Linked DNA regions of Mus musculus: region 1 is linked to region 2. Evidence: chromatin loops called from intact Hi-C (ENCODE). Cell type or tissue: heart. All regions are shown on one strand. Each heading gives the region's core, and the rest is flanking DNA. Links, peaks and the distances in the headings are about the cores only. Region 1 overlaps Disc1 (disrupted in schizophrenia 1). Region 2 has its middle 5.0 kb from the start of Sipa1l2.

What was found. Peaks named below come from ENCODE experiments on the same cell type or tissue, not always from the same donor. Only the 100,000 strongest peaks of a DNase experiment are listed, where the experiment ranks them.
Region 1: it touches region 2 in a loop (2.6-fold over the local background); 7 of 42 quality-filtered maps call a loop at or near these places.

What each region holds. Positions count from the first base shown.
Region 1 is chr8:125,114,969-125,119,363 of GRCm38, forward strand. The region is part of intron 3 of Disc1 (disrupted in schizophrenia 1); the gene reads left to right. Among named protein-coding and RNA genes, the nearest start is that of Disc1, 63 kb to the left of the region's middle. In heart, for the core only: a CTCF peak has its summit at 1,852 (motif pointing right); no DNase peak of the experiment used is centred there; H3K27ac peaks cover 722 bases.
Region 2 is chr8:125,572,685-125,577,079 of GRCm38, forward strand. No RefSeq gene overlaps it. Among named protein-coding and RNA genes, the nearest start is that of Sipa1l2, 5.0 kb to the left of the region's middle. In heart, for the core only: a CTCF peak has its summit at 1,809 (motif pointing right); no DNase peak of the experiment used is centred there; H3K27ac peaks cover 802 bases.

The DNA of each region.
Region 1 (4,395 bases), core at 171-4,170, 460 kb before region 2:
TGGCTGCAGCCAGAGAGGCCCCATCGGGTGCAGACTGGTCACCTGTCTCTAAGAATATTGCTCATACCATGTATTCTGTCATCCCACGGGCAGATACATAACTGGAATCCAATCTACTTAGCAAGATGTCTTTATGTAAAGTTTCTGCTTCATAAATACTTACGCGAATGCTCGACTGTTCATTTGTTGTCCTTCTGGGTGTTTTTGTAGCGCAGTAGTAAAGCGGGCCCTTAGTACTGATGGACTAAGGGTAGCGGATGAGCCTCGTTAAACGTTAATAGATTTATGTGTATGATGGTTAATCTTTCTTGTCAAAGGGATCTTGAATCATATATATTTCTGGGTGTTTCTTCAAGAGTGTTTCCAGAGAGGTCTGAGGAGGGAATACCTGCCTTCAATATGGGAAGCACCATTTCACAGGCTGGGGACTTGGACTTCACTGAAAAGGAGAAAGCGAGCTGAGTGCCAGCATTCATCTCGTTTTGCCTCCCGACTCTGGGTGCCACATGACTCCTGGCTGTGGACTCCATGTGACCAGCTGCCTCAAGGTCCTGCCACCTTGACCAGTGAGCTAAAATTAATCCCCCCTTGTGTGGGGGTCAGGTGTTTTGTCACAGCAACAAGAAAATTAACTGTGATCATAAAATTAACAGCAATAAGAAGATTAACCATTAACAACACAGTGACCTAACAAATCCTCTTGCTCTGAAGTAGAGTGAGGTGACGGCTGGCGTTTCTGTCCTGAAATCCTCTGTCGTGTAATATTCGCACCTGCAAGAGATTTTGCCAGTCAGAAGGTTTTCTTCAATGTCTGGTTTTTCTCACTGCTTGTGGGCACCTTTTCTTTTTGATGAATTTCGAATTTGTTCACTTGTTCTTGTTATTCATCTCTATTTACAAAGTGTAAACACTATTTCTCTTTCTTATTACATTATTTCTGTTAAATCATTGGCCAGCTGCATTTGTTGGACACCCATGTGTGCAGCATATTCCTCAGTACGCTGGCCTGGATCTACCACAGGAATTCATTTTGTTTTGTTTTTGTTGTTTTTGTTTGTTTTTTGAGACAGGGTTTCTCTGTATAGCCCTGGCTGTCCTGGAACTCTCTTTGTAGACCAGGCTGGCCTCAAACTCAGAAATCTACCTGCCTCTGCCACCCAAGTGCTGGAATCAAAGGCATGCTCCACCACTGCCCGGCTTACCACAGGAATTCATATTCACTGTGTTGCAGAGCGTTCCAAACAACACAGGGTTAAAAGAAAGAGAGTCAAGGTGTCTTAGTCAATGTTCTGTTGCTGTGAAGAGACCCCGTGGCCAAGGTAGTTCATCTAAAGGAGAGCATTTTGATTGGGGCTGGCTTATGGTTTCAGAGGTTTAGTCCATTGTCAGCATGGCAGGAAGCATGGTGGCATGCAGGCAGACATGGTGCTGGAGAAGGAGCTGAGAGTTCTACATCCAGATACAGCAGGACTCAGAGAGAGACACCGGGCCTGGCTTGAGCATTTGAAACCCAAAGCCCACTCCCAGAGACACATCTCCTCCAACAAGGCCACACCTCCGAATCCCTATCAAATGATGCCACTCCCTAATGACCAAGCATTCAAACCTATGAGTCTACGGGGGCCATGCCTATTCAAACCATCACACAAGGGAAGCAAACCCTGTCTCCTCAACCACTAAAGAGGAGGGAGGAAGAGGAGGCTTCAAAAAGGCTGCACAGGATGCTGGCTTAACTCATAGTGAAAATGACTTACTTAGAAATCAGGGAAGTCACAGGCTGAGCTCACATTTGCCCCTCGTTCTGTGACTATGACTGAACACACAAGTCATTGCAGATCTTTGCTTGGCCACTTGATGGCAGCACGCTATAGCCATGGTGCCTCCTTGCCCTCCAGGACTAAGATCTATGTCTCTAAACAAGGATATGTCCCCAGGCCACTACTCTGTAGCTTCCAAGTCATGAAGTTGATTTAGACATACTTCTGCTGCCCTTTAGGAAAGAATTTGGGTCCCTGGAGAAGAGTCTGTGTCACAGGCTTAGAACCTGTCTCACTCCCAATGCCAGTGACTCCTGCCCCATCCTCCTTCTTCTTCCTCCTTCTTTTCCCCCTCCCTCTCCTCCTTCTCTTTAGCAATGCAATCGCCTGCAGTTGTGACTCTGGATGTTTGGGGATGTGAAGAACTTGTACTGATCTGATTGATGACTCAGGTGCAGCGGAGGCTTCCACTTCCTCTGACAGGGACCTGCAAGAACCTATGCCTGTCCTGTCCCACCCTGGATATCCACCGTCATCACTGACAAGCTGTGGTTTTAGGCGTCACCACCTCAGAGCTATCGTTTCCTTTTGGTAATGATACAGCTTAGAGGGTCTTAGCATACAGTCCCTGGGAACCAGCTCACCTGTTCCCTGCTTCCTCTCACCACAAAGCATTCTGTCAGCACTGTGCTCAGGCCTCACTTTGCTACAAGGGGATGAAGAGGGCTGTCATTATCATCTGTTCTGATGCTCAAGTCATCTGATATATGAACGTCTTCAGGTGGCCCCCTGTGTTCTATTGACAGAGCCTCAGTCTCCCAGTGCTTTCTAAGTGTTTTGGTATAAGATAATCTAGACTCACCTCATCTTGATGCTGTCTCAGCCTGGGGGCTCTGCTTCCGTCCCGGAGGATAATGTTTGCGTCTGGGCTGGCAGTTCTCCAGGCCCTCTGAGTAGAACAGATAGAAGAGATGTGGAAATATATGTGTGTGTACATCCATGGCTCTCTCTGTATCTACTGCGAGTTTGCATATTAGAAGTGATCATCTCCTTCGAGGAGTTCTGAAATCGGATGCAGGGGCTTATCACTGTAGCAAGCACAAAACCAAAGTCAGCTCCGAGGAGGAAGAGGAACGGAAGAGTTCTTACCTGCAGAGGGGAGATGACAAAGTTATTTCCCAGGCAATGGTCTCCCCAAACAAAGGACTCATGGGGGTTTATTTAGCAGGCAGAATCTGTACTTATCACACGCCGAAGTGTCATTCCTGAACATGCTCAGGTTAAGATCATAATTGAAAAAGAAAAGTCACACTGGGCACTGTGGCACCTGCCTTTAACCCCAGCACTCGATGGAGAGAGAGGTAGACCTCTTGTCTGAGGCTAGCCAATGAGTTCCAGAGCAGTCAGAGCTATGTAGAGAGACCCTGTCTTAGAAAAAGAAAAAGAAAGAAAAAGTCTCAAACCATCTGTGTGAAAAATTGAAGTGACAGCCTGACATGCCTCTGGGCGTGCTCAGATTGCCCAATTTTAGCTGAAAATGCCGGGATGGATACTTTAAAGAATTGGCAATGATGCAGGAGTCTTGCCCCATCACTAACTGGCCAGGACAATACAGGTCCTTTCCACTCCTCTTCCCTCCCACAACTATGTAGCCCAAGCTAGCCTCAGACTCACAGCAACCCTCCTTCCTTCCTCAGCCTCCTACTGCTGTAACTCCAGGTGAGCATCACCATGCCCCACGGAAGGTGTGCTTTGTAACAAGATGTGTGCGAGTGCCCAGTGCAACGCCGGGCTGTGGCAGGTGTTCTGACGCCCTTGATGCACCTGCTCATGCGCCTGCAGCCACAGGAACTGCAGTGTCAGCTCTGTGTAGGAATGAAGGGGAGAGCTCTCAGAACCCTGGCGGGGCAGCCCTGTCTAGGCCGGAGGCAGAAGAAATGGAAATGGAGGAAGCTTGAGGGTGTGCGCAGGGTGTGAACACGCAGGCTGAGCGCAAGGAAGGCTCTGAACCAAACTCCCTGCTGGGAGAACACCCAAGACCATGTGAGGCAGGACAGCATCAAACATGGCTTCAGACACCTTTTCCATATATATGCACACACACACATACACACACACACATGTGTTTGCATATGTGTGGACAGATGTATGTGTATGCAGAGATAAGTATGCCCATGCATGTGGAGACTTTAGGTTGATATAGGGAATTTTTCTCTATTGTTCATATCTGCATGTGTGTGCATGTGTGTTTGAATGTGTGTATGTTTGTGTGTGTATGGATGAGTATGCTCATGAATATGGAGACCTTTGGTTGACATAGGGAATCTTCCTCTATTACTCATGTTTGCATGTGTGTGTGTACATGTGCATGTGTGTATATGTGTGTTTGCATGCTTATGCAGGGATGAGTATGCTCATGCATGTGGAGGCCCTAGGTTGCTATAGGGAATCTTGTGTGTGTGTGTGTGTGTGTGTGTGTGAGTGTGCATGTGTGTATGTGTGCGTTTGCATGTGTGTGCAGGGATGAGCATGCTCATACATGTGGAGACCCTTGGTTGATGTAGAGAATCTTCCCCTGTTGCTTTTAACCTTATTCATTGAGGCAAGGTCTCTCAGTGGGACCCAGAGCTCAGCTGTA
Region 2 (4,395 bases), core at 135-4,134:
TTGATTGGTTGGTTGGTTGCTTTTTGTTGTTATTGTTGTTTTGAAACTAGGTATCTCTATGCGCTTCTGGCTGTCCTGACCTTGCTGTGTAGACCACACTGGCCTTGAATTCACAAAGATCTGTCTGTCTCTGCCTCCCAAGTGTTGGGAGTAAAGTTGTGCACCACCACACCTGGCAAGAATGTATCTATTTATGTCTATTCATGTATTTTGTGCTTATGGATGTTTTACCTGCATGTGCATTTACACACCAGAAGAGGGCATTAGATGCCACAGGACTACAGTTATAGACGGCTGTGAGCTGCCATGTGGGTGCTGGGAATTGAAGTAAAGATCTCTGAAAGAGCAGTCAGGGCTCTTAACCACTCAGCCACCCCTCCGGCCACAACAGGGTTTTAAGAAGTGGCTTCAGTGGCTGGAGAAATGTATCATCAGTGGGTAAAGCCCTCGGTGTGTGGGCCTGATGTCCTAATTGGGATATGCCACTAGTCCTGACCAAAGCAAGGCCTGTATTCGTTTGAAGTGAAAACCAAATGAACAGTGTATTATAGGACCATGTGCTAATTGCCATTGTATGACATAATGTATATACTGTCCCAGGAGTTGGCCCACGAATGCCACCTGTAAAAACCTCAGCTCTGTAAGCACACATGGAAACCTGCTCTTCCCAGGGCACTCTGGTAACAACAGAAGAAGACAGTCTTCCTTAAGTAAGGAGGCAGCTGCCCTCAGGAAGAGGAAACATAGCTGCATTTCTGCAGGGAGCAGATTTAAGCTGTGAAAAGCTGTCATATTTAAAATGTCACCGTGAACCTAAAGTAGCCTAGATCTCCACAGAGACCCAGAAAGACGAATCGGATGGAGTGATCAAACTAAAGGTAAAGTTGGGCATGATAGCCCACACCTGTAATCCTGGCACTTAGGAGACCAAGGCAGGAAGATTGCTGCAAGCTCTAGGCCAGCCTGGGCTACATAGTTTAGTTGCAGGCATGCCTGGGCTACTACTTGAGATCCTGTCAAAAACAAAACAAAAACAAAACCTTATTGACAGGTACCTTTGATCTGACTAAGTTTTTCCTGATCTTAACTGTGTGTTTCACCGATGAGGAATCCTATATGTTGGTCTGTGGCCCACCCCAGGAACCTCTAAGACTTCCAGGATGGTGGATGATTTCTTTTCTGGTGCCTCGGTGTAAGGAGGGAGGAAGGAGGAGCAGAAGCTACAGGTCAACCCAGAAGAGTCTATCACTGCTCCCACTCTGAGTCTGGTCAGCAGAGGACTTAGAAGTTCCCAGGTACTCAGCTCAGAGGACTGAGTCTAGTTTGGAAGTGTGTGTAGCTACAAAGTAGCATCTTATGTATGTGTGTAGCCATATAAGTAACATCTTATATATGTGTGTAGCTAGATACATAAGTAACATCTTATATATGTGTATAGCTACATAAGTAACATCTTAAAATTCTAGTTTCTCCTCTAAATAGGTAAAGTGGATGATAAAGGCCCAAGGACAGAGGTGAGTGAGGCCTCTGAGTACAGAAAACAGGGCAGGAGCCATGTTCACTGTTTCCACTGCCTGACTTAGGATGGGGCTGGGCAAGAAGTTGGTGACTGAGAGACAGCACATGAACGCATTGCAGGAAGACAAGGGGGCTGCTTCTCCTACATCACACCAGAGCAGACTTCAGGGTCACACCTTCATCCTCTAAGTGTGTTCCTAAGACACACTAAGCCAGTGTCTTTTACTTTGTTATTGCACAATAACAATGCATTGTACATTGGACTGATCTGTGAGCAGCTGTTATTTCTCACCACTAGATGGCGTCTACCAATAGTGAGGTTCAGGAGCTGCACACGCAGTCTGCCAAGCAATAATTCTTGAGAGATCGATACAAGAAAACATTTATATCCATTTATATACATGTGTATTCACTTTGTACCTGTGATTTCTTTTTGATACTGGCTATGAATCTACAGCCACCTGTCATTTGGCAAACCACGGAGGTCTTCAGGAACATTTTAACATTGTCATTTGCATACTAAACAGCTCGGGGGCCATGTAGGTTGGCTGTTGTGTAAGCCTAGTGACCAGAGTTAGATCCTTGGGACCCAGAGTATAAGGAGAAAATAGCCACTTAAAGGTTGTCCACTGACCTCTACATGAGTGCCTAGGTATACTCTGTGCACAGATACAAATGATGGTGGTGATGATGAATTTAATTTTAAAAATAATATGTAAGCATTTTCATTGTGCAAAGCATTACATTAGGCACCTCAAAGTACTTGGTGACAATTCCTGAGTCACTCTGAAATACCAGGTGGCAAAAAAACCAATACGCCCTTGGTTTAAAGAAGTTGGAAGCAATATGGGGAAAACACTGTGCCGGTGCATTGCTTCTTGTCTGGTCTCTGCTCTGGGGGAAGTTCTTGTTTGTCAGCTTCCATGACACAAGCCTTGAGAAAGTCAATTTAGAGAATTTGCTCCACGCTCACTTGCCTCTCCGGCTTCTGTCTCTGTTGCAGTGAGGTAAAGCAGCAAGGTGGACTGCCTTGAATAGAGCAGAGCTGCTCACCTTAGCGAGGAAAGGGAGCACAGAAGTGGGGGAAACCCATTTGAAGCACAGTCTGAAGGGCCTACCTTCCTTTAAAGACCCCCCATTCTAATTTCCCAGTACGCTCCAGCAATAGCCCACCAATTGTAGACAGGCGAAGGATCGATTCGCCGATGACGTCAGAACCCTTGTGTTCCAGTCTTCACAGAGCCCCGCCTCTGAACGCAGCCCCACAGGGAACCAACCCTTAAACCCATGAACCTTTGAGGGCATTTCAGATCTGAATCCTACCACGGTCTCATCCAAATGCAGAGGTGGAAATGTTTACAACACTTAAAACACAGAAAGAAACAGATGTTTGGGGGAGATTCTTACAAGTTACAAGGGAGAAATGAGGAGGAATATAAAATATCTGTCAAGTCCCGGTAGTTACCGCACCCCAGTTCCACGTGGAGATGCCTCCTCCGCCTGACATCTGCTTGTCTGCCTTATAGCTACACTCCTTACTTCCGGTGGGGACCTCAATGGAAAAAATGCTGGCGAGAGACAGAAAAGCAAGAAGAGCAAAAGGCAGCCAAAGAGTCACCAAGTGTGGCCAAGGGCAAGCTGTGCCAATTCTAGCCACAAACCTGAAGACTGGATACATGAACATGCTTTTGTTGTTGAGAGAGTTCATGTCTCAAAGCCAGTGTGCAATTAGAGAGAAGGGAGCCAGGCGTGGTGGCTCATGCAGGTAATCTCCGCTCTCAGGAGCTTGAGACAAGAGGATTGCCCTGAGTTTAGAAACAGAACAAGAACCTCCCAGAAAGAGAAGGAAACATAAAACAAAGCCAAAGGACCTTGGTCCTCCTGACCCCAATGTTCCCAGAAACTGAAATCAGAGAATCAGCCAAAAAAAAAAAAAAAAAAGAAAGAAAGAAAGAAAGAAGGAAGAAAAAGAAAAGAAAAGAAAAAAGAAACCTGACAGCAACAACATTTTACTTCCTTATTTCCAAAAATGGTAAGGAATGACTAAGCAAGGGGCTTGTGGCAGCCACCACAGGGAAGCATCCAACACTCTCCCCTCAAGTGAATCACGGATTTTGTCTGTGGCTCAATGGTGGACACCCAGTCTATCAAGCTCCCTCCCCTCCCCCAGACTGTGTTCGCTAAGCATCCGGGATAGATGTTGTGATGATATGCCACACTGTGGCTGCCAGTCCCTCCTGGGGTGCCTTCTTTCTCTGGCCTCCATGATCCAGAAAGGAACTATCACCAGCCGGTGACTCTCTAGATCCACAAGAATATCTCACATCGACTGTTTCCAAACCCCTGCTAACTTGAGACCTCACTAGGCTCTGTCTGCTGCAGTTCCTGCTTCAGGAACAGGCTACCAATTCATCTGGCATGGCCACCAGACTTCTCCCCTGCTCTCTGCCCTCTTGCTCTCCTCCAGCCCTCAGTCAGGCCTTCTGTGTTCTCATGTGCCCATCTGTGTTTCTGGTCCAATTCTGCCCCCACACTATCCTATGTGACCTGGAAAGCAGCAGAAGTTGTCTGTCCATTTCACTGTCTGTATGTCTTGTCTCCTGCTGGATCTCTTCCAATCCCTCTGCTCCCTTGTGCTCTTGCATGCCCTCCCTCATGGGATCAATCACTACGCCTTGTTTCAGATCCCTCAAGGGTTCCCTGCAGTCCCAAGAGAAGCCTTATGTCTTGGTCTGGCCCATCCTGTGTCCCAGCCTCCAGCACGATTCCTGTCCTCTCTCCTCCACAGAGCTGGTCATCACCTTTTAGTCATTGAACACCTCCTCTATTCTCTCAGCATTATCTTCTTCCTTCCCACACCTCCAGCCAGCCAGCTCC